6 separate regions of the Homo sapiens genome follow, and all the other regions are linked to region 5. The links are chromatin loops, found by intact Hi-C in ENCODE. Cell type or tissue: endothelial cell of umbilical vein. All regions are shown on one strand.

Region 1 (5,000 bases), 1.7 Mb before region 5:
GATTGGACAGCGGGTTGCGATTAAGGGCTACGCGGTGAATAAAACAGCTCTTAAAAGTTGCATAGGAAGTCCTCACAGGAGAAAAAAATCAAGTGGTTTGCCAAACCACTCATTATACCCCTCCCCTTTAGCCCTCAACTTCCTCAGAATTCAATTAGTAGATAAGAGCCCCTGACTTGCTTTTAACCTCTGACAACTTATTTAGCCCATAAATACTGGGGTTGCTGACTCATCTCTGCACACTTCTACAAATGAATGTTGGGTGGGTGCATGGCTGAAACCTAGATTTGCTAATCCCCGTAGGGAAAACACAGAGCTTCAATACTTAAAGACCATTGCTCATTGTAGATTTTACTGAATCTATTCCACTGGGCTCACAAGAGTCACTCACAAAGGGCTAAGAAAAATTTTCCCCCAGAATGTAAGTGAGAGAGTCTGGTCCTTTCTTGGAAGAGTGAGTGAGCTGTTAACCTGATGCCTTTATTTGCAATGCTGATCTAAAATGAGATGAAAGGCGAAGCAATCCACACCCTTAGTTTACTACCAGCCAATGTCAAGAAATAAGGAGAATCTCAACCCTAGGTTTGTATATCAGTGTTTAAGGGTTCCTCTCCTAAGCCCCCAGGGTCCTAAAGAGAAACTAAGCCCACATGGAAACTAAGATCCACATGGATAGAGCGTCAATGACAGAAGGCTCCAGAATCCACTGGTTGGATTAAATAAAGTCCAGGCTATAGTTCAGTAATAAATAGACCTCAGAAGGGAGGAAGTGGGTTCAAACATGACAGAGTTTCTGTCTGTAACACAGAGTTGCCTAAAGGCAGTAGGGCAGTCCAGGTCATGGGCTGGAAGTGAATGGAGGCCAGGGAAGAGAAAAAAAAATCCAACAACCAATAAATTTTTTTATCTTGTTGCTCCACCCATCCCCTGGTCACAAGTATGATGCTCCTCCATCTTGTCTGGACATTAGAATCCACTGGGGAAACTTGAAAGATCCCGCTGTCCAGGGCACACGCACAGAGCTGTGACACTGGGATTTTTTTTAGCGCCTCTCCCAGGTGATGTCTATGTCCAGGTGAGCTTGAGAACCACTGCCTTGAGGTAGTGATTGAAGCTGGTTCACCACCCCTACACCCATGCCCATACCCAGGGGATAACTGAAAAAGAGGCAATGGTGGGAAGGTGGCTTCATCTTAAGTTCACAACCAGGAAGTAGCATGGGTCATTTCCATTCACATCCCATTGGTTGGCCTTTGGTCACATGACCATGGCTAGCTGCACGGGAGTCCGGGAAATGTAGTCTTCAGTTAGGCCAGTTTGTGAGTAGTTAAACTTCTAGAGATTTAGCTAGAGGAAGGAAGATGGGGAGAGTGGATATTGGCGGACACTTGGTCTCTCCCACAGTGGAATTATTACACAGTTTTGGGGGTAATGGGTTACACTAACATAACATAACGTAACATAACATAACATAACATAATGCAAGAGGTGGGGCAAGAGGAGACGGGAGTGACCAGTTAGTTTCTGTTTGGCCAATATTTGGTAAATGCCTATAAAATGTAGCTATGCTGTATTCCATGGTTGGGTGCTTTCCACTTGCTCAAGGCTGAACACCGGCTAGGTGTCAAACACCAAGTGAGGTCCTGGGAATAAAGTTGATTCCCTCATGGAGGTGCTATCATTGCTTGAGGAGCAAGCTGGGGGCATTGGATCTAGTCCATGTTGGGGGAGTGCAGGGCTGTGGGCTGTGGGAATCCTGCCGCCTGCCTTTCCAGCTTGGAACAGCTCCTTGATTTCCTCATCTGTGAACTGGGAGTAACAATTTGACCTTCTTCACAGGGCTGCTTGGAAACCTATAGAGTGATATGGATATAACTGTGTTGGCTGCTCAGAACCTTATGTAGTGCAAGAAAAAAACAGTTTTGTTTTTTCCCCAAGATGCTCCTTTAAACCTATGCTGCAAGTTATTTCTTTTCCTAAACCTGGATGAAAACTCTGAGAAGTCCCATAACTTTTCTGGTCACTTTTAGATAATACAGATCCTCCAGGTATGATCAGTGACAAGGACAGTCTCCATTTAGTTCTGTATGCAGTTCAATGTTAGTGTAATAAGCAAAACTTGGAACTTCATTCAAAGGTAAGGTTCCTTCCCTCCTTGGGCTTGGGCTGTTGCAGCTGGGATGTCTGCAGGGGGGTCGGAGGGGGGACCCCGGAAAAGCAGAGGTAGGGTGGGAGAACAAGGAGGTTCTTAGTTGACTAACACATAAACCATTCAACATGGTGCTCTTGGGATCCCCCTACTGGCTCTCACTTAGGTAGAGGGTTTCCTAGATTTTTGAGGCCTTCTAGCCTGATATGGTTTGGCTCTGTGTCCCCACCCAAATCTCATCTGGAATTGTAATCCCCACATGTTGAGGGAGGGACCCGGTGGAAAGTGACTGGCTCATGGGGGCGGTTTCCCCCATGCTGTTCTCACGATAGTGATTGAGTCTCACAAGGTCTGATTGTTTTATAAGTGTTTGGCATCTCCTCGGGCTCTCTCTCTTTCCTGCTGCCTTGTGAATAAGATACTTGCTTCTCTTCTGCCTTTTGCCATGATTGTAAGTTTCCTGAGGCCTCTCCAGCCATGTGGAATTGTGAGTCAATCAAACCTCTTTTTAAATAAATTACCCAGCTGCAGTTAGTTCCTTACAGCAGTGTGAGAATGAACGAACACCACTAACAGGGTGAAATCATTGAGTCTGAGAGGAGGCAGGGCTGCTTCCTGCTTATTTGCTGAGGAAGAAAAGAAGAAGGCCAATGATTCATGAGCTGGGAAGGCTGAAGGAAGCCGGGATCCGGGGATACTTCATGCCTCACACACCCCAGCTTCAGAGGTCAGCCCTCCCCTCTGGGCAGCTGTCACCTCCTCACACTTCACCAGAAGAGGGAGTCCTAGGCTCACAGATCCCTAAAGAGAGGCGGCTGGGAGTTTCTTGTTAGCATTCAGAGACCTGTGTCAGAGAAGGGAGAGGGGCTTGAAGAACGGTGCCTTCCTTTTTGGAAAGCCAGATTGGGGTGTGGGGGTAGCAGGATAAGCTGGCCAAAGTGGGGACCCATGAGAGAGAAGCATCTTGTCTACCTGTGCAACCCTGGGTGACTGTGGGGCCCTTATGTGGCTCTCCTGGCTATTGTGAGCTTATGGGGACCAGGGATGGGGAGGCTGGGAGGAGGGAGGCAAGGCTCTGTCCCTAGTGGCTTTGAGTGAGGGTTGGAACCCTCTGCAGAAAATCTCCAGCAGAAAGAAAGAAAACCCCCTCCCTCTCCTGCCGACTGCGGCCAGAAGAATCCCACTCTCGAAGGGCATTTGTGTCAAGCTCTGACTCCTAGGACTGGAGGCCCACGAAGCCTCATTCATTTTTCTTTTTTAGAGACAGGGTCTTGCTCTGTCACCTAAGCTAAAGTGCAGTGGTGATCATAGTTCACTGCAGCCTAGAACTCCTGGTGATCCTCCCACTTCAGCCTCCCAAGTAGCTGGGATTACAGGCACTTGCCACCACACCTGGCTAATTTTTTAATGCTTTTTGTAGAGATGGGGTCTCCCTGTGTTGCCCAGGCTGGTCCTGAACTCCTGGGCTCAAGTAATCCTTCTGCCTTGGCCTCCCAAAGTGCGGGGATTACAGGCATGAGCCACTGTGCCTGGTCCCTCATTCATCTTTGACGACAACCTGAGGGATTACAGCTCCCCTGCTGAGGGGGTGAGGCTTGAGCTGGGGCACCCAGAGGGACCAGAATGGGGTGGCATGTAGGGGGGATAAACGGGATCAGAAAACAATCTTTTAAACTATTCAGCTGGTAGGAGAGACCTGTGTATGGCCTCATGAGAGGCGACTGAGGGAGGGGCAGTCTCTTTTTCTTCTGGGAAGAACAGAATGAGAGTATTCATGGACTCCTGGGAGTGGGGGGAGTATATTTATTAGGGACAGCTGGCTTGGGATATTGGCTCTGGTTACAGCAGCATCAGCTATGTCTAAGGAGGGGCGGGAGCCTGCGTGCATAGAGGTGCGCGTGTGCACACAAGCGCCCAGGGCCACACTCTGGTCCATGCACAGTCTGGTCCATGCAGGCATGGACTGTCTGTGTGGCGCATGCATGGAGCGCTGTGGCTATGCGCCTGGTACTGGCACAGGTGTCAGGGGAACACTATGCCACCTCTAATACAGCGGTTACTCCATGGGAACATGGAGAGGCTTGTGGAAAGCATCACCAGGATGTTTGTGAGAAGCTCTATGCTTTACGAAGCGCACTTCTGTCTCCCTGACCCATCATGTTTAGGGAAAGGGGAGCGCAGTGTGTTAGACGAGGCAGCTGGGGTACGGAGGGGCTAAACGAATGTGACCAAAGTCATACTCTGGGCTGGTCCTGGGCACATTACAGCAGGTCTCCCTACAGAGCCTTTAGAAAACGTTTTCACAGTCCATCTTCTAACTTTTGCACGCTTTATTCCCTCACCTTAACCCGTAGGTAGCTATCAAGTTGTTTTGTCGTGAAGGACTCCATCATGGGGAGTTAGGGATTCAGACAACCACAGCTTACAGGCCTACATTTAAAGATCCCCTCGTGAATTCCTGCTCACATTTAGTCCTCACTACAGTGTTGGGAGGCGGGAGACCACCTTCAGTTTGCAGATGTGATTTCCCCACTTACAAGTGGTAGAAACACTCCAATTGAAGCCTAATGCCATTTATTCTCTCTTTCTCTGTATATACACACGTTATATATTATGTATGTAATCTATATTTAAATTTCGGAATTTTGGCCAACCACAGTGGCTTACGCCTATAATCCCAGCACTTTGAGAGGCCAAGGCGGACAGATCACCTGAGGTCAGGAGTTTGAGACCAGCCTGGCCAACATGACGAAACCCTGTCTCTGCTAAAAATACAAAAATTAGCTGGGCATGGTGGTAGGTGTCTGTAATCCCAGCTACTTGGGAGGCTGAGGCAGGAGAATCGCTTGAA
Region 2 (5,000 bases), 180 kb before region 5:
CTGGGCAACATGGTAAAACCGCATGTCTACAAAAAAAAAAAAATTAGCTGGGTGTGGTGATGTATGCTTGTAGTCCCAGCTACTCAGGAGGCTGAGATGGGCGGATCACTTGAGGTCAGGAGGTTGAGGTTGCAGTGAACCATGATCATGCCACTGCACTCCAGCCTGGGCGACAGAGTGAGACCCTGTCTAGAAAAAAAAAAAAAAATTCCAAGAAGGAATGTGTGTTAAGTTCCCCAGAAGCTGACGTAGCCCCATGGTTTTGAGAAGTTCATTCCTGAAGGGATCCCAGGAGACATGGGTGGGGAGTAGAGATGGGAGCCAGGTAAGGGTAGGACCTAGCCAAGGTTGTGTTCTCAAGCTGATGACCACTGTGGGCAGCTGGAGCTCGGTCTTCTTGTGAGCTGGAAGAACATTCTGGAACAGGCTTCCTGTTCCCATAACTCGGGCACCTCGGGCTCCCTCTGCAGGAGTGGTCTGAATGGAACCCTCAGGTGTTCGCAGGTGTGCAGGACAGAAAGCTCAGGTGTTTGCAGGTGTGCAGGACAGAAAGCTCAGGTGTTCGCAGGTGTGCAGGACAGAAAGCTCAGGTGTTCGCAGGTGTGCAGGACAGAAAGCGCAGGTGTTCGCAGGTGTGCAGGACAGAAAGCTCAGGTGTTCGCAGGTGTGCAGGACAGAAAGCTCAGGGGATACGGGTGGGGCCCTGTCTGCTGCAGGTTGGAAATTCCAGAGAAACCAAAAGGAGGCACTTGAGTTGGACTTTGAAGGTGAACAGAACAGCAAGACCCCTGCCCTCCCAGACTTGCAGTCAGGTGGCAACGGTTTCCGGGAAGAAAGCTAACTGGGAGAAGGAAGGAGTGTTGGGGTTTCAGGAAGACCACTGTGGAGGATGACTGTGAACAGCAGAAGAGGGAAGGGCGGAGCTGGCGTCCCAAGGCAGGAGACAGGTGGGAGCTTGCGGCAGGCTGGCATGGCTGGGACCGAGGCGGAGGGAGTGGTGGGAAATAAGCCGAGAGACAGAGCAGAGCGAGTGTCCTCCTCAGCCATCAAAGCACTCAGCCTTCTCTCTGTCGTGTGGGAAGCCGGTGAATCCAGGACAGGACCACTGTCTTTTTTTTTTTTTTCGAGACAGGGTCTCACTCTATCACCCAGGCCAGAGGGCAGTGGCACGATCTTGGCTCACTGCAACCTTCGCCTCCTGGGTTTAAGCGATTCTCCCACCTCAGCCTCCCAAGTAGCTGGGACTACAGGCGCCCACCACCACGTTGGCTAATTTTTGTATTTTTTGGTAGAGACGGGGTTTCACCATGTTGGCAGGCTGGTCTTGAACTGCTGACCTCAGGTGATCCTCCTGCCTTGGTGTCCCAAAGTGCTGGGATTACAGGCTTGAGCCACCGTGCCTGGCTTCTGCTGTCATTTTAGCAGTAGCCCGCCAGCGAGAGCAACGGGACATCTTTGGGGAGGGGTTTTGCTGCCCGTGGGCTAGGGGAGGTCCCCAAACGCTGGTGGGACCTCGACCTCAGCTGGTGTCCAGGCTCTTGATACTGCCACGGGAAGGAATTCAAGGATGAGTCAGAAAATAGTGAAAAATATGGAGATTTATTGCAAAGTGACCAGTACACACTTGAGAAAGGGAAAGGCAGGCATACTCCAGAGAGAGTGGCGTGCAAGGGGGTTTGGGGCCTGCTACCTTTATGGGCTTCTTTAAGGGGTGGGATATTCCTGAAGATTCCCAGAAAAAGGTGGAGATTTCTCAGAAATGTGGTGCCACCTGTTTTTACACTAAATATTGGTGTTCCTGGAACGGCCGTGGCACTGGTGGGTAGAGGATTGAGGATGTTAATGAGTGGACAGTGAGGTCCCAGGTGAAACTGGGTCAAATCCAGCACCATGTTGGGTCCAGTTGGTCTTAGCCAGCTTGGCCCACATCCTGATGTTTAGGGTCTTGTGGGCCCCTAGCTTATGCAGTTATTTCAACATTTTTTTTTCTTTTTTGCTAGTCCCGTGAAACTGCTGCCTGGAATTTTCTGTTCTCCTGCTACCACCTTGTATTATTCCTGTTTGAGTTTTCTTGAAGAAATAGCAGTTGAGCTGGGACCTGAAGAAGTGGGAGAGGTCAGCCAGGCTAGGGATGGGGGAGAAACGGCAGGCCAGGGAAGGCTGGGTCTTCAGGAAGACAGAGGAGGTGCTGGCCAAAGGTCTGGAGGTCAAGCCTCGCGCTGCATCTGATCTTGCCCTGGCGCCCTGCCCACCTGGAAGTCCTATATGGTTCCTCGTCCCCCTGCCCTCAGGCATCCCCCACCCCCAGTGATGTAGCTGCTCGGATATCCACTGGCTGTCTCCCTCAACCCCAGCATTGATTAGACCCAGACTGAAAGTGGGACTTGCTCAAAGCCGGCCCAGACCCCTGAGGTTGCCGTACCGTGGAGTTTCCTACCATAACAGAGCTGCTTTCAAAAACTCAGCATTGGATGGCTCTGTGTCCTTTGGCAGCAAGGCCTGCAGGTGGCAGCGTGGAGATGGCTCAGGGAGTGTGTTCTGTAGTGGAAACAGAAGTGCTGCTCTTGATTGGGGGAGCAAGGGCGTGAAGATGCTGGGTCTGCTCTGATCTCAGGGCTGGCTTGGGCTGGGGAGAAATCTATTCTGACCCTCTGGGCCAGGCCACTGAGAAGCTACCTCTCTGATATGGACGTGGTCAGCCTGCCCTGGACCCCACACACCGGTCTGTCTCCTTCCCAAACAGCTGCCTGTTCTACCAGCCTCCAGAAACTCAGCTCTGCTTCCGGCTGAAAAGAATCTGCCCAGGCAGAGCAGGAAGCGTGTGGCGTCCTCTGCCCAGCTCCACCTTGTGCGAGCAGGTGTCTCCTTTGTGGATATTGCTCTCAAACCTGGTGATTGATTTGAGACCTGAGGCCAAGGTCATATTGCAAATAAGTTCAGAAGTACTTGAATGTAAAAATGCTTCTGTCAGCCTTTAGCCTGACTGTGAGCAGTGTCTCATGCTTATAACCAGACTAATATGATAACATGAAACTCACAAGGCCGTCGTTAGGTTATGTCTGCAGTTGAGGCGGTAGATGGCAAAGTGTGTAAAAAGGCCCCCTGCCTATCTGGAGGCTCATCACTGCATCAGCCCACATCCCCTGACTGTGGTGGTGACTTGTCAAAGGAGGAAGGCGGAATGACTGTCTGGGAATGTCAGAGGAGTCCAGCATAGCTGGGTAGAACTGCGTGCTACAGTTGGAAACTGGGCATTCGTTGGTAGTATGAACCGCAACTTCACCCAGGTGAAAGTAGTTTTTAACTGTTTCAAGCATCTCAGATCAGCAAGTCAGTTGTGTTTGGGTGTTTTCAGATGTTATTGTGAATCCTGAGAAAATACGATTAATCTGTGCCTCTTTCTGGTAACTTTTTTCTTATTCTAAGTCAGAAGTGCAGAGCAGGGTGGCATAGTCGGTATTCTCATCTCAAATTTGCACTTCCTATGTATTCTTTTAAATTTAGACACAACCAATTGGGTGCGGTGGCTCACACCTGTAATACCAGCACTTTGGGAGGCCGAGGCAGATGGATCAGGAGTTCGAGACCAACCTGGCCAACACAGCGAAACCCCATATCTACTAAAAATAAAAAAAAATTAGCTTGGTTTGGTGGTGTGCACGTGTAATCCCAGCTACTCAGGAGGCTGAGGCAGGAGAATCGCTTGAACCCAGGAGGCAGAGGTTGCAGTGAGCTGGGATCGCACCACTGCACTCCAGCCTGGGTGACAAGAGTGAAACTCTGTCTCAAAAAAATAAAAATTAAAAATTAAATGTAGACACAGCCTAGGAAGTTTCTCAACTTAGAATCATTGCCGGGGCCAGTTTTTAGAGGACTGGGCTGGCCCTGCCGAAGTGGGCAGGCCAGTATGTGTAGCATCACAGTTCATGTTTTATCTTTATGGGCCTTCTACGTTTCCAGTGGCCCCAAATTCACAGGTGTTTCCACTACATGCTGCCAACAAAGGCAGAGCTCAGCCGTGTTTCACACTTTCAGTCTGGAAGCAAAAATATCAGGGCCATCTCTCCCTCATGTTTTAATGTCTCTGGTCAAATGGGGGCACTCAACTCATCAGAGCATGTTCACAAGCCCTGAGACTTGATCCCTGTATGAGCGAGTTATTCTTTTTTTTTTTTTTTTTTTTTCTGAGACAGAGTCTCACTCTATAGCCCAGGCTGGAGTGCAGTGGCACAATCTCACCCACTGCTGCCTCCGCCTCCCCAGTCCCAGTTCAAGCAATTCTCCTGCTTCAGCCTCCTGAGTAGCTGGGATTATAGGCATGTGCCACCATGCCCAGCTAATTTTTGTATTTTTTTAGTAGAAACAGGGTTTCACCATGTTGGCCAGGCTCGTCTTGAATTCCTGACCTGGTGATCCACCCACCTCACCCTCCCAAAGTGCTGGGATTACAGGTGTGAACCACCATGTCTGGCCACAAGCAAGTTATTGTTATCGGAGAAAAGCATCACCCAACAGCACAGCATCTGATAAGCACATTTGGGCTTCAGTTCTGTATTTGTTCAGCCAGAGAGCTGAGTGCATGTCCTGTGCCAAGCACTGTTAGAGTTGGGAATCTAGACACAGCTGGCAGTGTCACAGGGTGAACCCCAAAATTGGGGTTCAGCCTAAGAGGCCACATGGGTTCTTGGCTTTGGGCGGGAGGGAATTCAAGAGCAAACCTACAGAGTAAAGTGAAAGCAAGTTTATTAAGAAAGTAAAGGAATAAGAGGGTGGCTACTCCATAGGCAGAGCAGCCCTGCAGGCTGCTGATTGGCTATTTTGGTGGTTATTTCTTGATCAAATGCTAAACGAGGGGTGGATTATTCATGAGTTTTCTGGGAAAGGGGCAGGGAATTCCTGGAACTGAGGATTCCCCTTTCACACCATGTAGGGTAACTTCCACATATTGCCATGACATTTGTAAACTGTCTTGGTGCTGGCGGGAGTTTCCTATAGCATGC
Region 3 (5,000 bases), 710 kb before region 5:
ACAGAAGCATACATTTCAGTGGAAGAAATCCAAGATGATGGAACTCCAACCTTGAAAACATTTGAACATGTGACCAGTGAAATTGGAGCAGAGTAAGCTGAGGAAGTTGGAGTTGAACACTTGTTACGAGACATCAAAGACACAACACAACGGTGGGCACTCTGTCCCAGCGGATCACAAACCGGGTCCATGGTTTGAAGGGACCGAACTCCAAGCTTCTGGATATCAGGAGCTACCTGGAAAAAGTAGCCACAGGCAAGCTGCGCATCAACCACCAGATCATCTACGAGCTGCAGGACGTCTTCAACCTGCTGCCAGATGTTAGCCTGCAGGAGCCTATTAAAGCCTTTTACCTGAGGACCAATGACCAGATGGTGGTAGTGTACTTGGCCTCACTGATCCATTCTGTGGGCCTCACTGATCCATTCTGTGGTCGCCCTGCACAACCTCATCAACAACAAGATTGCCAACCAGGATGGAGACAAGAAAGAAGGGCAGGAGAAAAAAGAGAGCAAAAAGATAGAAAAGCTGACAAGGGGAAAGATAAAGATAAGGAAAAGAGTGATGTAAAGAAAGAGCAGAAAAAGTAAAACGTGTATTAAATAGCTTTTTTATGCCTGTAATCCCAACATTTTAGGAGGCCAGGGCGAGTGGATCACCCAAGGTCGGGAGCTCGAGACCAGCCTGACCAACATGGAGAAACCCCGTCTCCACTAAAAATACAAAATTCGCTGGGCATGGTGGCACATGCCTGTAATCCAGCTACCCAGGAGGCTGAGGCCAGAGAATCGCTTGAACCTGGGAGGCATAGTTTGAAGTGAGCCAAGATCACACCATTGCACTCCAGCCTGGGCAACAAGAGCGAAACTCCGTCTCAAAAAGATAAATAAATAAAATTAAAAATTAAAAGTAAAAAGTTTTCATGGTTTCAAAGTTTCATTTCCCTTATAAGGAAATTGAAAAATACTGGAAAGTTTAAAGAAGAAAAGACTTATGTGCAATCCTGCCATTAAGTAATAACTACTATTAACATTTGTATATATTTACTCAAATTTTTATATCTATATTATCATTTTTAATATCTACTTATTATGTCATCATATGGATATGATAATTTTCTCAATTACTCTCCTGTGTTTACCAATTCTTGCCCTTATAAATAATGTTGCAATGAATGCCTTTGATTATATACATCTTGGTTGAAATTTTAGCTCTCTCCATAAAAGATATTCTTATGGGCATTATAAAAGCATTAAGGCTTTTGATCAGTACTGCCAAATCACTTACTGGAAGTATTTTTCAAATTGCAACTTCACTCAATGGTCTGTGCGAATGACTGTCTCACATTAATGGTTTTTTAGATCTGTGCTAATTGTGTGTAAAAAAAAAAAGCATCCCTTTTTACTTTGCATTTTTCACTATTAGAGAAGTTGAAATATTTAAATATCTCTATTAGTCTTTTATTCTTCTGCAAAGTATCTCTTTTGTCCTTTATCTATTTTTGTGGAACTTTATATATAGTTATATGGATATATTAGACAGATATAAGTATCTTCCATATTTTTAATTTATTGTTTCAAAATTAGCAATATGCATAAGCTAACATTCAAAGCAATCAAATTTCCGTGATTCACCATTTTGCATTATTAAGATACTCCATCATTAGAGTGAAAAATGTAAATGACTTTTAGCTATCTAGATGGAAAACAATTTGTAAATACCAAGAATTGTAATTATTATATAAACACATTAGAGACAAATATGAAAACAATCCTGTACCTGGTAAATTCCTTAAACTGAATGGTAAGTAATGCAGAACTTTCTATTTACAGACCACAGAAGTATAGATTATACCACAAATGAATGCATTATAGGCCAGGCACAGCGGCTCACGCCTGTAATCCTAACACTGTGGGAGGCCGAGGAAGGCAGATTACTTGAGCCCAGGAGTTTCAGACCAGCCTAAGCAACATAGCGAGACCCTGTCTCTATTTTTTTAATAGAATAAATAAATAAATACAGTATAAAGATTGCAGAAACTAAGAATGAGGAGGCATATTTTCTTTTTTTCACTACTAAGAAAAGAGTCACTGCCTTTAGCACAGTGACTTTGGATTTCTTCCTTATGCTAGAACTAAGCAATATTCACCATTTCATTCCTCCTTCTGCTGCTTTTTCTATCTTAGCCTCTTGGGCAATTCATGCTATAGGATATTAACAGAGATAAACTGGCTACTCTTTCTCCCTTCCCTTCAGTGATATACATATTGCCATAATGCCCTAGCCAGTATCCATAAAAACTAGCAACCTAGGATACTTCCAAGCCTTGAATATACAACAATCTTTTCTACCAACTTGTTTCAGGAGTAGGCTGTAAAACTCCAACTTTAGAATGCAAATATTTCCAGGAAGCTACTGGGAAAAATCATAGCTTAACTAGCAGTATAAAAATGGTACGAAAGAAATCATTCTGAAGTTTAGATATCTGGTTCTGTCATTTATTAGCTTTGTGACCTCGGTAAACTAAGTTACATAATCTTCCTGAGCTTCAGTTTATTTATTTTCCTTATGGGATGATTGGGGAGATTGAATTAACAGAGGTGAGATATGTAGAAAAATGTACCCAGTGCCTGACACAGGAAACTTCAATATGAGGGCTTCTTTTCTTTCCCAACTGTTTTGCCAGCACTTTGGAAAGGAATAGATGCCACTAGGAGGCAGCAATGGCACACAAAGAACTAATTATCATGTGCACGTGCATGCGCAGACACACACACACACACACACACACACTCACATGCATACGCATGGGCACATACACAAAGCACACACACTCAAACCACATACACAAATCCACATGCATGCCACACATACCACATATATACTCACACTCACACAAAAGCAACAAATATTTGCACAGCAACCACATACACACCCACACACAGGCATACTGGCACACACATGCACACAGCTCAAGTTGTTTTCTTTCCTTTTCTTTCTTTCTTTTATCTTTTTAATCTTTTATTGAGAGATTAAAGCAGGGAATGATCCTCAGGTTAATAGATAGGAAATGTCACTGAGGAATAGTACTTATTATTAAGTTTGGGGCACAGGAAAGAGATCCTATATATTGAAAGATTGGTCCATGTATTAGAAACGAGAGAATTATGTTATAAACTTCTTGCAGAAATATAGCATAAGAGATACGTGAAAACATTGATTCCTTTGCATTTAGAACGCCGTCCTGCCATAAACCAAGAGAAAAAAGACGGTCATTGAGAAGCACCTTCAGGGACCAACTTGTCTTGGAAGAAGACCTCCCTAGCCATGTGCATTTATAGAGTGTATAGTTATATAGTTATATGCATTTGTAGAGTTACAGTTATATAGTATAGAGTTCATTTAGTCTATGATTGCTAGGTGAGTAATATTACTTTGGGAAGATTCAGTTCAACTGTGCAAAAATAGAGGATGGGCGGGGCGCAGTGGCTCACGCCTGTAATCTCAGCACTTTGGGAGGCCGAGGCGGGCGGATCGTGAGGTCAGGAGATCAAGACCATCCTGGCTAACACGGTGAAACCCCGTCTCTACTAAAAATACAAAAAATTAGCTGGGCGTGGTGGCGGGCACCTGTAGTCCCAGCTACTCGGGAGGCTGAGGCAGGAGAATGGCGTGAACCCGGGAGGCGGAGCTTGCAGTGAGCCGAGATTGCGCCACTGCATTCCAGCCTGGGAGACAGAGCGAGACTCCATCTCAAAAAAAAAAAAAAAAAAGGAGGATGATAACCAGCTCCTTATGGTTGTGGTTCTTTCTTCACTAGGCTACCTGTGGCGGTTAGTACTTCCTGTACCATCTCCAGTAGGGGGAGATCACCGCAAACTATGGCTAGGGAGGGTACGGCACAACTGTGATGACAGGCAACCTGGTGATCAAAGCATTTAAGAAGAAAAACACTTGAAAAAGGGAATCTACTTATGGCACAAAATAGACCACATAATCACTAAATAGAGGGGCTGCAATTGGGCAGTTTCTACCGATGGACTCCTCAAATCCAAATTGCCTCTTCCAATTACAAAAATAGCAGATTTTTATTTCTGTGAAAATACGATTAAATGAGAGGAATCAGGACTATCGTCTAAGCTCTAAAGTCTGCTCTGATTATTTTTCAGTGATCCAAACCTATCCAGCCCCCTAAAATGCCTTCCAGTGAACAAAATGGCACAAAACACAACCTTCAACAAACTTGCCATATCCCAGGAGCTTCTTTGTAGAATAGGCTGGGGAAGGGAGGAGTGTTGGAAAAGTGCTAAGGGTTTAAAACAGAAGTGCTGAGGTGTCAAAGTTAGGCATGCTGACTATCTGGTGCTATCAAAATGCAGACCTAATTATTGTGTATATGAGTAGTGCATGTGTACATAAATATGTGTATGTATTTCCTAGCTCTGTCTGTTGAAGAAGACCTAGAAGCAGTGATGCCTCTGTATCAATGAGCACTACACCCAGACACAATGCAGACCTTGATTTCTTTTTTTTTTTTTAAGACGGAGTCTCACTCTGTCACCCAGGTTGGAGTGCAGTGGTGAAATCTCGGCTCACTGCAAGCTCCGCCTCCCGGTTCACATCATTCTTCTGCCTCGGCCTCCAGAGTAGCTGGGACTACAGGCGCCCGCCACCGCGCCCGCCACCATGCCCGGCTAATTTTTTGTATTTTTAGTAGAGACGGGGTTTCATCGTGTTAGCTAAGATGGTCTCGATCTTCTGACCTCGTGATCTACCCACCTCAGCCTCCCAAAGTGCTAGGATTACAAGCGTGAGCCACCACGCCCGGCCCAGACCTTCATTTCTAAACACCGTTATCTTCAGTTCATTGGGGAAATGGCTGAGGTTTAGAAAGCTGAGGTTTACAAATTATGACAAGCTTGGAGTATTGTGTTTTAACCAAAAGCATGGTGGTGCACACCTGTTGTCCCAGCTACTGGGGAGGCTGAGGCAGGAGAATT
Region 4 (5,000 bases), 51 kb before region 5:
CAACCACAAGTTTTCATTTTTCTAGGAGTTCCACCTAGGAGTAGAATTTCTGGTTGTGTGGCAAGAGCATGTTTGACTTTACAAAAAGCTGCAAAACTGCTTTCCAAAGCAGTTGTACCATTTTGCATTTCTACCAGCAACATATGAGAGCTGCAGTTTCTCCAAACCTTCTCCAATATTTAGTATGGCCAATCTTTTTAATTTTAGCCATTCTAGTATGTGCGTAATGGTATCTCATTGTGGTTCAACTGAAACTTTGATGATGAAACTAAACAGATTAAGAGTATATATGTAAGACAACAAAAGCAAGCTATGTCCCAGTAATGCATGGGTTGTTTAACATTACAAAATCTATAAATATAATTGAAATAAGCACATTATTTCAATAAATGCAGAAAAACATATGGTAAAAATCAATATAATTATAAAACAAACAAAAACAAAAACAAAACCTCTTTGCAAACAGAGAACTTCCTTACCCTGATAAGCTGTATTTTCAACAAATATCATATGTAACGGTAAAATGTTAGAATCATTCTCTTTCAAATTAGACAAGAATATCACTATCATCACTTTTATGTCATCGAGTCCCTAAGTGCACCAAGACAAGAAAAAAATGAGGTATCAGAATTAGAATGAAAAACTACAAAACTGTCAATATTCACAGGCTATATGCTCATCCTCATAGAAAATCCAAAGGAACATTATGCAGCAAAGTTACTAGATGCAAGACCAACATATGTAAATCAATAATAGTACAATACATTTAATTTAAATTTAAATTTAAGAATGTCTGAAAAGTTAGCATTAAAAAAGTGAAAAGGCCGGGTGCGGTGGCTCACGCCTGTAATCTCAGCACTTTGGGAGGCCGAGGCGGGTGGATCACAAGGTCAGGAGATCGAGACCATCCTGGCTAACATGGTGAAACCCCGTCTCTACTAAAAATACAAAAATTAGCCGGGCATGGTGGCGGGCACCTGTAGTCCCAGTTACTTGGGAGGCTGAGGCAGGAGAATGGCGTGAACCTGGGAGGCAGAGTGCAGTGAGCCGAGATCGCGCCACTGCACTCCAGCCTGGGTGACAGAGCCAGACTCCAACTCAAAAAAAAAAAATAGTGAAAAGATTGGGAGGCTGAGGTGGGTGGATCACTTGAGGTCAGGAGTTCGAGACCAGCCTGGCCAACATGGTGAAACCCCATCTCTACTAAAAACACAAAAAATTAGCCAGGCATGGTGGTGGGCGCCTGTAATCCTAGCTACTCAGGAGGCTGAGGCAGGAGAATTGCTTGAATCTGGGAGGCAGAGGTTGCAGTGAGCCAAGATCGCGCCACTGCACTCCAGCCTGGGAAACAAGAGCAAGACTCTGTCTCAAAAAAAAGAAAGAAAAAAGAAAAGAAAAACTGTAGACTGTGCAGAACGTTTCAGCACATACATATGGCAAAATATTAATATCCACAACACCTCAAGAACTCCTATAGATGAATAAGAAAGAAGATGAAGAATCCAATAGAAAAAAAAATGGGAAAAAGACATGAACAGGCATTTCACAGAAAAGGGAAGAGAAAAATAGCCAAACATAAAAAGATACCCCATATCACCGGCAATCATAGAAATGCCAGTTGAGATGACAATGGAATATCATTTGATTCTCACTGTGATTGATAAAATTTAAGATATGTGACAATACCAAATGTTGGTGAGGATATGAAGGCCTGAGAATTCTTACATACTGCAGGTGGTAGAACTACATTGAAAAACAATTGGCGTTGCCTAGCAGAATAAAGCCCATTTCACCCCTTAAACACCCCCCAATACAGGGATCATGTTATTGCCACCGTTTAATATCTTTACTGAATGAGACTCAGAAAGCTCAAGTGTCTTGTCAGAGTTCACATAAGCTGCAATGTTCCCGATTCTTTTCTTTTTTCTACTCTCTTAACAGGCAGCGATTCTCTGAGCGGCTTTGCGGCAGGAATGGGAACCCTAAATCTGCCCTTAATTGGCCCCAGGCCCGGGGCCTCTGTCCTGGCTGTGCCTTCAGGCTCTTCAGGTCTCTGGGCCGCACCACCATGTTCAACCGACAGGGGGCGACCTCTTCCCTGGTTGGGCATTGCCCCTTAGCTCCAGGAAGACAGCTCCAGGAAACTCCTTAATTTTAAAAAGAGGAATGATCATTATGTCATTAAATTAAAAAGTTGTGCATATGTATTTTTTTTTGAGACAGAGTCTCACCCTGTCACCCAGGCTGGAGTGCAGTGTTGCGATCTCGGTTCACTGCAACCTCTGCCTCCAGAGTTCAAGTGATTCTCCTGCCTCAGGCTCGGACCACGCCTGGCTAATTTTTGCACTTTTAGTAGAGACGGGGTTTCACCATGTTGGTCAGGCTGGTCTTGAACTCCTGGCCTCAGGTGATCTGCCCGCCTTGGCCTCCCAAAGTGCTGGGATTACAGGCGTGAGCCACCGCACCCGGCCATGCATATGTATTTAAAAAAATCAAGGAAAAGAAACTGAAGTAGAAAGGATAGACACATTCATCCACAATCCTATTATCAAAGTAACTATTATTAATATTTTTACACTCATCATCCCACATTTTAAAAGATTCTTTTTTAGGAATTAGCAAACAAACTATTGATGCTTTGTATCCCAACATTTTGTTGTTGTTGTCGTTTAACATTACCTTGCCACATTTTCCGTCAATGACTACATAATAGTCCCTTGAGTGGGTAAACCATAGTTCCTATAACTCTTCTTTGCAGAGAGGCATGTTGGTGGCTTTGAGCACTGTGCTATTATCAACAACAGTGAATCAACATTTTTGTGTATTTTGTACTTGTGTTTATATTTTTTAGTAGCAATTCCCAGAAGTAGAATCACTGGAACCAAGAGAGATGAAAATGCTTAACGCTCAACCAAATTGCTTTCCAAAAGAGTGAAATACTTTTATGCTCCTGCCAGCAGATAATGGAAGTTATTGTTTCAGAGGTGAAATTTTTTAAATAATTAAACTTTTGATTTTGAGATACTGTAGATTCACATGCAGTTGTTGGAAATATACTGAGAGACTCAATGTAGTTTTTTACCCAGTTTCACCCAATGGCAACATCTTGCAAAATTATAGTACAAAGGGATATCCTGGTAACCAAGATGCTGACATTGATATAGTCAAGGATATAGAAAATTTCCAACATAACAAGGATCCCTCGTGTTGCCCCCCCGCCTTTTTTTTTTTTTTGAGACAGAGTCTCGCTCTGTCGCCCAGGCTGGAGTGCAATGGCGCTATCTCGGCTCACTGCAATCTCCGCCGCCCAGGTTCAAGCAATTCTCCTGTCTCAGCCTCCCGAGCAGCTGGGATTACAGGTACATGCCACCATGCCTGGCTACTTTTTTGTATTTTTAGTAGAGACAGGGTTTCACCATGTTGGCCAGGCTGGTCTCAAACTCCTGACCTCAGGTGATGCACCTGCCTCAGCCTCTCAAAGTACTGGGATTACAGGTGTGAGCCACCACACCTGACCTCGTGTTGTCCCTTTATAGCCACACTGGCCTCTTCCTCTCTCCCCTCTCTGTCCCTGACCCTAACAACCACTAATCTGTTCTCCATTTCTTTATTTTTGTCATTGCAAGAATGTTATATAAGTGGAATCATGAAGTGAAGTTTTAAAGAAAATTATCATCAAAAACAAATAAACTTATCAATAGAAGAAATATAGAAAACACATTTTTATTTCAATTTTTAAGTTTTTTTTTTTTTTTTTTTTTTTTGATAAGGTCTCACTCTGTCACCCAGGCTGGAGTGCAGGGACACTACAGCCTCCTCCTCCCCGTGGCTCAAGGGATCCTCCTACCTAGCCTCTCAAGTAGGTGGGACTGCAAATGCATGGGCTATCTTTAGATTTTTTGTAGAGACAAGGTTTCACTATATTACCCAGGCTGGTCTTGAACTCCCAACCTCAAGCGATCCTCCCACCTTGGCCTCCCAAAGTGCTGGGATTATAGGCATGAGCCACCTTGCCTGGCCTGAGAACACGTTTTTAAACTGGCTGGTCCGTACACCAGCACTGTCCAATAGGAATGTAATGCAAGCCACATGATGTAACTGAAAGTTTTTTATAGCCACTCTAAAAAAGTATAAAGACACAGGTTAAATTAATTTTAATAATATATTTTATTTAGCCCAATATGCCATTTCAGCATGTGATCAATGTTTTTTAAATCACTGAGATAGTTTACATTCTTTATTCATACTACATCTTAGAAATCTGGGGTATGTGTTCATACTTACCGCATGTCTCACTTTGGACTTACCACGTTTCCAGTGCCCAAGAACCACCTGTGGCTGGCTAGTGGCCGCCATATTGGGAAGCTCCGCTCTAGTCCAGATTAGACCAAAATCAGATCATGAGTGCATGGTCTGCATATCTTTAGGCCTGTGGGGGACCTCACATGGGCTAGTGGCTCTTAGCCTTGGCTGCACATTAGAATCAACTGAGAGTTTTACAAAACACTAATATCCGGTCCCAGCCCACTCCATCCCACCCCCAGAAGGTCACATATAGTTGGTCTCAGAAGCAACTCAGCATTGGGATTATTTTAAATCCCCCCAGATGACACTCATGGGCAGCGGGAATTAAGGACCATTGATATATGGGTTTGGGGTTGGGTTCTATCCAATCCTGTCTGGGCATGGGCTCCTGGGAGAGGTCATGGGCACACCATGCCTTTTCTCCTCTCAGTTCCTTACCTGACTTCTTGGAAAGCAGACACTTTCCTCTCTAGCAGCTTCTGGGAGGTTCTGGGCTTTCTGGCCTTGCAACATCCTGCACCTCCCCGGCCCACCCCAAATCTCTGCCTCCTTCATCTAGAGGCTGGTTTTAGACTGGGGTGCACACAAGCTTCCCAACCCATGAGTGCCATCTTCTGAGGCCCAGTATTTTCCACCCTGGGCTCAGCCAGCCTGGTGGTCAACCTTGCCTCCTTTCTGGACCCGGGAGTGAAGAC
Region 5 (5,000 bases):
AAAGATAATTAAAATTAAATCGATTTTTTTAAAAGAAGAAACACCAAAAACCCACTGCAGTTCAAACACACTTACCTGGACAGAAAATTTTTAGGGAAAAAAAAAGATAGCTGCAATACACACACACACACACACACACACACACACACACACACACCCCAAATGCCAAGCTTCTGAATGCAGAGCAGGTGTGTCCCACCGGGAGGACATTGCCATCAGGAGGCTCTGGCTGATAATTAAGCTACAAACATGTACAGAGGCATGGCTGTAGCCAGAGAACATTGTAGATCATTAGGAAATTTCACCTTCTCTAGCTAAGGAGAAGAAAAATGTGGAGAATCTAGCAATCGCCTCCAAAAGCTTTCGCTTAGTGCCAGTACAATCTAAGAACAAGGAAGGGGTCAGAGAAGGGCCATGACAGAAGGAGAGGCCAGGAGGGGGCAGGCCCCGGGCACAGGGTTTGAGCCCCTGTGTCTGGGACTGTGGGAGAGGACTCGCTGATAGCAAGTTACTGCTGGCAGAGTTCCCATTTTTTCAGCTCTTGCCCCTGGATCTGGGAATGTGCTGCTCACTTCCTGTAGTCTTTCTGCCTTTGAGAATGAATTTCTAAACAGTAAAGATCCAGCTCTATGAATTCACCAGCCATGACTTCAAAACAAGTTTCCCGACTTCAGAGAGGCACACCTGTCATTGACTTGGGGGGCCATTTAGGGAATCAAGTGCCCCTCACTAGGGCCCAGCTGGTTGGCATGGAAACCCTCAGTGCACAGATGCAGGCTCTGGCAGGTTCTGGCATATTCTGGGGCAGAGCAAACTCCCCCGCTGTTCTGATGCAGCCCATCTTGGCGCCCTGGAGCCTGTCCATGGCTAAAAGCCAAACCACGTCAACGTTGAGATATTTTCCACCAGCACGTTATCACTCAACAAATAATGGGAATGCTAGACATTGAGTAAATAAATACGAATTTGAACAGGGGACCTAAAGGGTTTGCTGACCAGTGGGGTCTGTGGTCAGGGAAGGCTTCCCTGAGGAAATGATGCTTAAGCCCAGTCCTGGATGAATGAGTGAGGGCTCCCCAAGGAAAGGTCTTGGACAGAGGATTTCATGGGACTGTCATGGGAAAGGCTCTGAGGTGGGCTTGAGAAACTAAGAGGAGCCCAGGATAGCAAGCAGGAGAGTGGAAGAACATAAGGGGTGGAGGCTATGGTTGGGGTGAAAATGCAGGCGATAACTGTTGTGCCCGTTACTTGGCATTTTTTAAAGGGGGCAGGGGTGATGAGCACGGTTTTTCATAAAAACAGTCAACTCCTGCCAGGTGTGGTGGCTCACACCTGTAATCCCAGCGCTTTGGGAGGGCGAGGCAGGCAGATCACCTAAGGTCGGGAGTTCGAGACCAGCCTGGCCAGCATGGTGAAACCCCGTCTCTACTAAAAATACAAAAATTAGCCAGGGATGGTGGCAGTTGCCTGTAATCCCAGCTACTTGGGAAGCTGAGGCAAGAGAATGGTTTGAACCCAGGAGGCGGAGGTTGCAGTGAGTCAAGATCGCACCATTGCACTCCAGCCTGGGCGACAGAGTGAGACTCTGTCTCAAAGAAAACAACAACAACAACAACAAAAACGGTCAACTCCAAACTTCTCCCAATCCAGACAGACCAGTTCACAAGGGCCTAATGTCTTTCTCTACCAGGTAGAGAACGGCCTGATGAAACAGTGGCTATTTTCCCCAACTGCTTACATGAGAACACAGAGTCTTGGAGAATCCAAATAACTTGCCCCAAACCAGGAGGCCAACATGTGAAGGATCCTCAGATTTGGAATAAGATTTGTCTGACCTAATTTCCGTCCTGGCACAATTTGCGTGCCGCCTGCAACTGAGTTTTCGTTGAAGGGTCACTCACTCCGCCATTGAGTGATATTTATTGAGTGGCTACTGCATGCCAGAGGCTGTTCTAGGCAGAGCCCCGGCCCTTGAGGAGCTTATCTTCTGGCGTGGGGATGAGAGGATGGAATGCAAGAACCACAGAACACACACCCATCACAGGCGTAGTGCAATGATGAAGATGCAATGGGATCAGGTGGAGGAGACTCAGGGGAGGCCTGAAGACGTGACATTTGGGTTGAGACATGAATGGCAGGGGACATTTGTGGACTCCATTAACAATAAGGGTTGTGATTAGGTTCAGAAAATGGCGGCTTAATTCACATGCATGTGAAATGTGGCACGGAGCCATGGTCAAGGTCGCCTCCTCAGACGCAAAGGGAGACGCTCCCTCTGGTGTCCAGATCCAGCAATTGCAGGGATTGAGCCGGCAGAAACTCAAAACTCGGGGTGTATTCCACATCCGCAGATACACAAGAGAGATACAATTCCTTGCATAACCCCCTGCAATTCAGAGGCAGTACGATGAGTGTTCTTAAGCCATAAATCAGTAAACATCCCCTAAATAAATAAATAAAAATATCTAAACTTCACGTAGATCTATGCCTGCACATGCCATATTTTTTGCAACATCTAGGTATCACTTGTGATCTTAATATCAACCTTTTTCCTGTAAATCAACTTGTTTGCTAAGATACATTTCATTTAAAAGAAAAATCTTTTGCCACCTCCTACAGTAAATGGAAATCCAATATCATGCACCAAAAAAGTAGAAGATAGCCATAAGACTAATCCACGCAACACCAAATCACATGGTTTGATTTCTTCTGGACCTCAGGCCTGGCTCTGTGTTTGTTACAAGGGGGAGATCAGAAAGTGTGGCTGGGGTATGAGAGATAAAAAAGCAAGACTGAGGCTTGCGTTAATTAAAGGGCCTGAAAGACACTGAGAGGAGAATAATTTTCTCATTGGGAGATTGGTTATTATTTAAGGTCATGCTCCTGGGTCCCTAAAGTTCTGGGGTGCAATGCCCTGGGGACTCCAAAAACTCAAGACTATGCATGTTTTCTTGTCCAGGCACGGAGTTGACAAGGAAGACTGGAAAATGGCCCTGGTGACCATAAACCAACTCCCACCCCTCACTCCCCCTCGGGCCCAGAGTGGTTAATTGAGTATTAAAGGATCACACAAGGAATGATAAACCTGAAGAGAAATGGGGTCTCCTGATTCCCACTCCAGTGCTCTTTCTCTGCACCTGGGGAGGCCAGTGTCATCCGTTAAATGCAATAAAATCCTCCTTTTTTTTTTTTCTGGACGGAGTCTCTCTGTTACCCAGGCTGGAGTACAGTGGTGTCACCTCCGCTTCCTGGGTTCAAATGATTCTCCTGTAGCCTCCCGAGTAGCTGGGACTGTAGGCGCACACCACCATGCCCAGCTAATTTTTGTATTTTTAGTAGAGATGGGGTTTCACTGGTCTTGAACTCCTGACCTCAGGTGATTCACCCACCTCAGGTGATCCACCTGCCACCCAAAGTGCTAGGATTACAGGCATGAGCCACTGCACCCAGCCATTTTCTTTTTTTTTCCCTTTTTTTTTTTTTAGACAGGGTCTTGGTTGCCCAGGCTGGAGTGCAGTGGCATGATCTTGGCTCACTGCAACCTCTGCTTCCCGGGTTGAAGCAACTTTCCCACTTCAGCCTCTTGAGTAGCTGGGACTACAGGTGCATGCCACCATGCCTGGCTAATTTTTGTGTTTTTTGGTAGAGATGGGGTTTCACTATGTTGGCCAGGCTGGTCTTGAACTCCCAACCTCAAGTGATCAGCCTGCCTCAGCCTCCCAAAGTGCTGGGATTACAGACATAAGCCACCGCACCCAGCCAAAATCCTCCTTTCATACAACTATGTTTCATCCTTTGAAAGCTACTTCACAACAAATCTGAGTTATACGTATGACTCTGAGTACTTCTTACTAAGTTTGTGCATCATGATTTAGTAGTCAAGGGGGAAGTAATGGAGAAGTGATTATACAAACATAACCTCCCAAAGTAGAATTTTCAGAGAAGTTACCATGTGCAATTGTTCTCCAGAATTCATCTCACGGCCTAATTCCTCATCATTCTGGAGAAACAGGTCTTTTTCTGATCCACTTGGAGACTTGAGACTGGATGGCGGCTGGAGGAGGCTGACCAGACGGTGACCAGGACCAGGATGGGATTTCATAGCAGGCAGATGTAACTCACCAACACGCTGCCAGTGCCAAATGTCCCTAATCAGTCACTTGCCAATTGCCATTTTTAGCCCAGACTATACATTTCCAAATCCTAAGGATCTGCTTATAAAACCTGATTGGAAATGAGATCAGGAAGAGCAGACACAATGTAAGAAATTGGGAAGCTCAAGCTGGGATTCCCAAGACTGAAGAAAGCCAAGTTGTTTTCTGAGCATGGGGACACCATCCGGACCAAGAGTGGGTCCTTCCCACCTTCCCTGGGACCCCTCCATGGGAGACAGTGGAAATCAGCATGCTGGCAGCCTGGATAATGAGATTTCCACTTCTCCCCAGCTTCATCTGCTCTTCTGTCTGCTGAAGCTCTCAGCTGGAAACACAGACCCTAAAGGGACAGTGGCCTTGACTTCCTGGTGGGGAAAAGGGTGAAAGGCCTGGTTAAGAGATTGCTTTGCTACAACATCTGGACCAGAGCTTTTGAGCTTTCTGAACTTAGAAGGTGCAGACCTTGTTCTTACAAGGCCCACATCCAAGCGATTATATGGTTAGTAGGTGCTGCTTGAGAACACACAAACCCACTAAAATTTACTATTGGATTTCATTGGACTGTGGAATAAATGTGTAGTTTATTCATCACAACAGCTTCTACCCAACTGTGAAAACAGTCATCTGTGCACATTTGAGATGCAGGGTTATGCTCTGTCTGTGGGGGCAGCTTGTCCACGTGAACTCTGAGACTCTGACAGCTGGTCACTGTCCCTTTGGAGTCTGAGGTCCACTTCCTGGGAGTCTCTTCTGCTTTAGATCATTCATACAAATAGCATCTATAATGCAGAGACATGGGGACTGGGCTCCACACCCCACCCTCAGCAGTCATTGATGTTTGAGCTT
Region 6 (5,000 bases), 190 kb before region 5:
ACTGTGCATTGCTGGTTTCCAAGAAGCCATTGCCAAGTTAAAGTGAACCCTTTGTTGTCCTTTTTTTTTTTTTTTTTTTTGAGATGGAGTCTCACTCTGTTGCCCAGGCTGGAGCGCAATGGTGCAATCTTGGCTCATTGCAACCTCCACCTCCCGGGTTCAAGCAATTCTCCTGCCTCAGTCTACCGAGTAGCTGGGACTACAGGCACGCGCCACCATGCCCGGCCAATTTTTTTACTTTTTGTAAAGAAGGGGTTTCACCATATTCACCAGGCTGGTCTTGAAGTCCTGACCTTGTGATCTGCCTGCCTCGGCCTCCCAAAGTACTGGGATTACAGTCGTGAGCCACCGCATCCGACCTCATTGTGCTTTCTAAACCACTCCCGGGCCCCAGTTGGGAGACCCCGGTTGTACATTAGGTACAAATAACCCATCAGATAGGAATCTGCTCCCCGTACCCCACCCTACTCCCACCTGCAGCAGTGAAGCAAGGCCATCTTGAATTCATTTAAGAACAGAGATGAGAAGTGTCAAGTCAACAAAGTCTCTTTTCTGACATGTTTTGTGTTGGTGCTTATTATGTTTCCTGTGTGGTTTTGTTATGAGGACAAGAAACAGGCTACTCTACCTGAGAAAGAAAATGTCACCCGCATGTTGGAAATTCACCCTGACCCAGGCAGTGATAATAGCGTGCCACCGCTCGCTCACACCTCTCTTCAAAGTGGCTTCCTTGGCTTGGTCATGAGCTAATCTTTACCTTGTGGCTTTTTCTGAAAATAGACTTGTCAACACTCAGTCCGAGTCTGGCCCCCAGTCACTGGTTTTCTCTGTTGACAGGCTGCAAAGAATCATGCAGGAAGGGCTCTGTCCATGAATTCCCAATGGTCATGGGTGGTCAGCCAGCTCAGAGCTGATGGTTTGGGTGGGGGCAGGCAGGACACAGCCATAGTCTCAGCTCTTACTAGGGGTATTCGTTTTGTGACTCACATTCCCCCAGGTGCTCACAGCCTGTAGATACCCTTAGGGTCACAATAATTGTATTAATTTAGACTCCCTGGCTCTCTCCTGGCCCATTGACAAAACCTCTGTTCACTTCCAAAGCCCAGCAGTTGCAGCTGGGAGATCCCAGGAGTATCTCGTGCGGTGGTGAAGTGATCCGATCACACACCTTTCCTCTCCGGTGTGAGGCCCTCTGCTTTGAGGCCACTTGCATCCCAGCCATGTTCCCCCCCACCCGCTGCTTCCTTTGGGGAGAATGCCCCCTTGTGAGTCCACGCCCCCCTCAAGCTGCCAGGCCTCATGCATGGGGCCAGAGAGCTAGGGTGCAAATACCATGTGTAAAGGGAAAAGTGTCCTGACCTCAGCTGCCCTTGTGCCCTCAGGCCTGTGCCCACCGTTGGAGACAGGAAACACCTACCTCCACCTTGCCCTCAGGCAGCCCCTCCTGCTGGAGACCAGCTCCTCAGTCCTGTCCAAGTCCCCTGAGGGCAGCTGGGAAGCCCCTGTCTTTTTAGGAGAGGTCTCACTGTTCCACCCCCTCGTCTCTTCCCCCTTCCTGGAATGGAAATTTGTCTTCTGACGCTGCCACCTGGCAGCAGGCGATGGCTGTGGCGAGACTACTCAGAATGGCAGCAGCCACCAGCCCCGAGCTCTGATCACTCCCTCACCACTGCAGGATGGCGAGGCTCCCAAGCCTGCAGGACGAGAAAGGGAGTGTTGACCCATTTTACAGATGAAGAAACAGGCCTCAGAGAAGTGTGCAGTGCCTTTACTGGTGTCCCAGACCGCTGCTGGCAGACCCCAGATCCCATGCTTGTCACCTTCCTGAGCGCCTAGTGAGCTGCCTGACACAGAGGGCCCAGAGAATAGCCCAGAACAGTGCAGCTGCTGCTAGCCTTGGAAGCAGGTGTCCCATTGAGCTATAATTAGGCCCCTTGGTTTTAAAAACTGGTGTGGATTAAAAAGGCTCAGTGAGGGTAGGATGAAATCAATGATTATGGAAATATTGTGCTAAATTTAATGACAGTCGGCCCTGCTTTCAAATTGCTTGCTCCTGTCAGAGACATTTTATAAAAATTTTCCGTTGAGTAGTTGAGCAGTGTATCCAGCATTTCGGGGATAGGATGTGTTTTGTTTTTTGGTTTTTTTTTTTTTCTCTGTGAGGATGCCCAGTCATCCTGTTTTTCCTTTCTGCAGCAGCTGCACAGCCATGGAGGGAAGGCTCTGGAACCTTCTTCCTTGGGGAACTGGGTTTTATTGCCAGTTATAGCTTGGGTGCGTTTTTTGTTACTGTTTTTTATTGACTTCAGGAGCTGCTGTTCTGTGCTCGCTTAGCTTCAATTGGATTTTCCCAGAAGTGGCTTTTTCATTGAACTCTGCCCTCGTGTAACTGTCGTTACTTCTCACTATTTTCCAGGTCGTTCTTTGTTTCTAAGATAAACACCGTGGCTCCCTCGGACCACTCCAGGGCCCCCTGCAGCCCTCACTGCCTCCCTTCCCCCCAGGCCCTTTCTTGGATCTGTGGCTTGCAGAGTCTGCACCCAGTCAAGGGTTTGGAAAGATTCGGGAGACACAGAAAGGCCTACAACTGTTTGGATCTTTGTTTTCTAGAAATAGAGCACCCAGAGATCTTAAAACCCACTTTTGGCATCTGTAGTTCCGTTGGCACTCTATAGTTCCGTTGGCATTTTGCAAAGTCCTGGCACTTACGTGAGTGATTCAGGTCATCTACTATAAAGGATACAGTTTTTTTTTTGCATCTGCGTAGATACAATTTTGTGTCTTGTTTGTGCCATCTTGCCCCATTTACTGGGACTTCACCTCGGTAAGGCAGACTAGTGAATCTTAGGTGGATCTCTGCTAAAAGATCCCAGCCAAACTGCAGTTGCTTCAGAAACTGAATACCACAAGAGGGCAGTAAAGATTTGCAAATGAAAGATTCCATGACACCTGCACACAACAAACAGCAATCAACTGTTGCCTGGATGTCTTTACATTTTAGTGGACATAGAGATGAGATCACCACCTTGTGCTCCCCATTGCTTCTTGGCTTTAGAGGATCTTCAGTGTGCTGCAAAGAAGTCAAGGGTTTCCCAAGAGCTGGATGGCTCCTTCAGTCTATTCTTGCTTGCACTGGGCCCCAGCCCATTTTCTATCTCCCCGGGTTTTTTTTTTTAGCACCAGAGAATTACCCACTTCGAAGCCATGTTGCTGACAGTCTGAAAAACTATTTACTTTGATGATGTTTCTGAGTTCATGTGATTCTTGACCCTGCCACAGCCAACCCATAAAGCCAGTGTGGTGGTAATTCCAAAGGGGAGCATTCGAGCAGGAAAAGGAATAGGTTTCCAAAAATGATTAAGTGCCCAAAGTTCTCGAACAATGCTATGTCATGGCTGTTGCAGTGCGCACTGGGCCTTCCTCTAAGCCGGGCATCAGACGCAAGTGTGCCATCAGCTAGCTCCCTGGTGGGAGAAAAACATTGTTGCAGATGGAAAAACTTAAGGTCATTGGTGGGGAATCCTCATGTAAGCCTGGAGATTTAGCAATTGGGGAGAACGCGGTACAAGGGCAAACCGCCTTTCCAGGAGGTGTTTAGCAGGTGAGACAAGGCGTGCACCACCAAGATTAGCGATCCTAACAGATGTGTCAATTATCAACAGACAAATCTGGGAAACAGGGAAAAATTTGGTTGGCTGCAAAGAAAATCACACACCGGGATACTAGAGGTGAATATTATGTGGTATGAAAAGAACCAAGCACTTCGCAGTTTCCACATCTGGCAAAGTGCCAACACGTCAGGGTCCCACGTTTCTCCTTGGAGAATGGCTCAGTTGCCATGACAACGGAGGCCCTCTCGCTGCCTGTGAATTTATTTTAACCGTGGCAACAGCCAAAGTGGGTGTGTCCATGAAAATATTTCTTGTTAAGAAAACGATTGAATGTGTTGCCCTTACATTTTGCTCTGCTGAATACATACTTCATTCACCACCATTGTATGGCTGCAAAATTTCCTTTTCCTGTGCTGCCTGGCATAGCAAGCATTGTGGAAGAGCCTGAATAGTGATTTAATTCTAGTGCTCTTGAGATTCTTAATTGTCGCTGTTGTGATAGATTAAGAAGATACAGACATTGTACTGAAATCTAACTGCAAATGAGGATGAGTGATTTGAGAACCTGCGTGATACAGGGCAAGGGTCATCGAACTGCAATCCACAGCCCAGACCCCAGCGGCTGCCTGTCTTCACCATTAAGGCTTTATTGGAACACCTTCCCTCCTTTACTCACTTTTGCAGCTTTCGAGCTACAATGGCAGAGTTGGAGAGTTACAACAGAGACAGTATTTGGCCCACAAAGCCACAAATATTTACTATCTGGACCTTTACAGAAAAAGTTTGCTCACCCTCGATGTAGGAGGAAGAGCACTAGGTTCAAAGGCTGGAGTTCTGGATTCAGAGCTCAGGATGGAAAACTGATTTAGACATATCGCGGTGCCCCCTGGGCTCATTCTCCTCATCTGTAACATGGGCAGCCTTGATGAGACTATCCCCAAGTTGCTTTTGAATTCTAAAAGCTCTGTCATCCTCCTGCTGTTAGTCAAAGATTACAGCCCAGATGGGGCAACCTTAGCACAGGGAAACGTACGGGATGATCCAGCATCTAGTTTCAGGGCCTCTGTAGAGAACAGAGCGTCCTTCTCTTCCTCCACCAGCACTGCCACGAAGCGGCGCAGAGGCTGTGGTGAAGTTAGCTCTCTAGACCTCAGCATCTTCATCTGCATCCTAGGCAGGTCAGACTCCCCAGGGACCCTTCTGTGGCTGACAGTCTGTGGTTCTGAGGCCCTCGCTGCAGTTGCCAGCAGGAGAAAGAATGACTCATGCCTGTGATTTGCTGGTCACCTGTGATTCCCGCCTCCGGGAGAAAACTCCAAGTAGCAGGTGTTGACCCAGTTGTGTGGGAGGAATCACCCAGGCCCTTATTTCCAGGTTGCACTTACAGAT

What was found. Peaks named below come from ENCODE experiments on the same cell type or tissue, not always from the same donor. Only the 100,000 strongest peaks of a DNase experiment are listed, where the experiment ranks them.
Region 1: a loop joins it to region 5, with 4 times the contacts of the local background. A loop is called at or near these places in 3 of 110 quality-filtered maps.
Region 2: a loop joins it to region 5, with 11 times the contacts of the local background. A loop is called at or near these places in 106 of 110 quality-filtered maps.
Region 3: it touches region 5 in a loop (18-fold over the local background); 20 of 110 quality-filtered maps call a loop at or near these places.
Region 4: it touches region 5 in a loop (8-fold over the local background); 4 of 110 quality-filtered maps call a loop at or near these places.
Region 6: it touches region 5 in a loop (24-fold over the local background); 105 of 110 quality-filtered maps call a loop at or near these places.

Annotation. Positions count from the first base shown.
Region 1 is chr17:65,228,976-65,233,975 of GRCh38, forward strand. No RefSeq gene overlaps it. Among named protein-coding and RNA genes, the nearest start is that of RGS9, 94 kb to the left of the region's middle. In endothelial cell of umbilical vein, a CTCF peak has its summit at 2,914 (motif pointing right); DNase peaks (open chromatin) are centred at 96 and 2,916.
Region 2 is chr17:66,725,618-66,730,617 of GRCh38, forward strand. The region is part of intron 8 of PRKCA (protein kinase C alpha); the gene reads left to right. Among named protein-coding and RNA genes, the nearest start is that of MIR634, 59 kb to the right of the region's middle. RefSeq lists an enhancer at 4,724-5,000. In endothelial cell of umbilical vein, a CTCF peak has its summit at 2,505 (motif pointing right); a DNase peak (open chromatin) is centred at 2,504.
Region 3 is chr17:66,198,094-66,203,093 of GRCh38, forward strand. It overlaps the pseudogene PSMD7P1. Among named protein-coding and RNA genes, the nearest start is that of CEP112, 8.5 kb to the left of the region's middle. In endothelial cell of umbilical vein, a CTCF peak has its summit at 2,714 (motif pointing right); a DNase peak (open chromatin) is centred at 2,728.
Region 4 is chr17:66,853,326-66,858,325 of GRCh38, forward strand. All of the region lies in intron 1 of CACNG5 (calcium voltage-gated channel auxiliary subunit gamma 5), which reads left to right. Among named protein-coding and RNA genes, the nearest start is that of CACNG5, 21 kb to the left of the region's middle. In endothelial cell of umbilical vein, a CTCF peak has its summit at 2,085 (motif pointing right); no DNase peak of the experiment used is centred here.
Region 5 is chr17:66,904,591-66,909,590 of GRCh38, forward strand. No RefSeq gene overlaps it. Among named protein-coding and RNA genes, the nearest start is that of CACNG4, 58 kb to the right of the region's middle. In endothelial cell of umbilical vein, a CTCF peak has its summit at 2,285 (motif pointing left); DNase peaks (open chromatin) are centred at 561, 881 and 2,231; H3K27ac peaks cover 1,411 bases.
Region 6 is chr17:66,712,990-66,717,989 of GRCh38, forward strand. All of the region lies in intron 8 of PRKCA (protein kinase C alpha), which reads left to right. Among named protein-coding and RNA genes, the nearest start is that of MIR634, 72 kb to the right of the region's middle. RefSeq lists enhancers at 814-873, 1,504-2,200. In endothelial cell of umbilical vein, a CTCF peak has its summit at 2,903 (motif pointing right); DNase peaks (open chromatin) are centred at 2,922 and 3,902.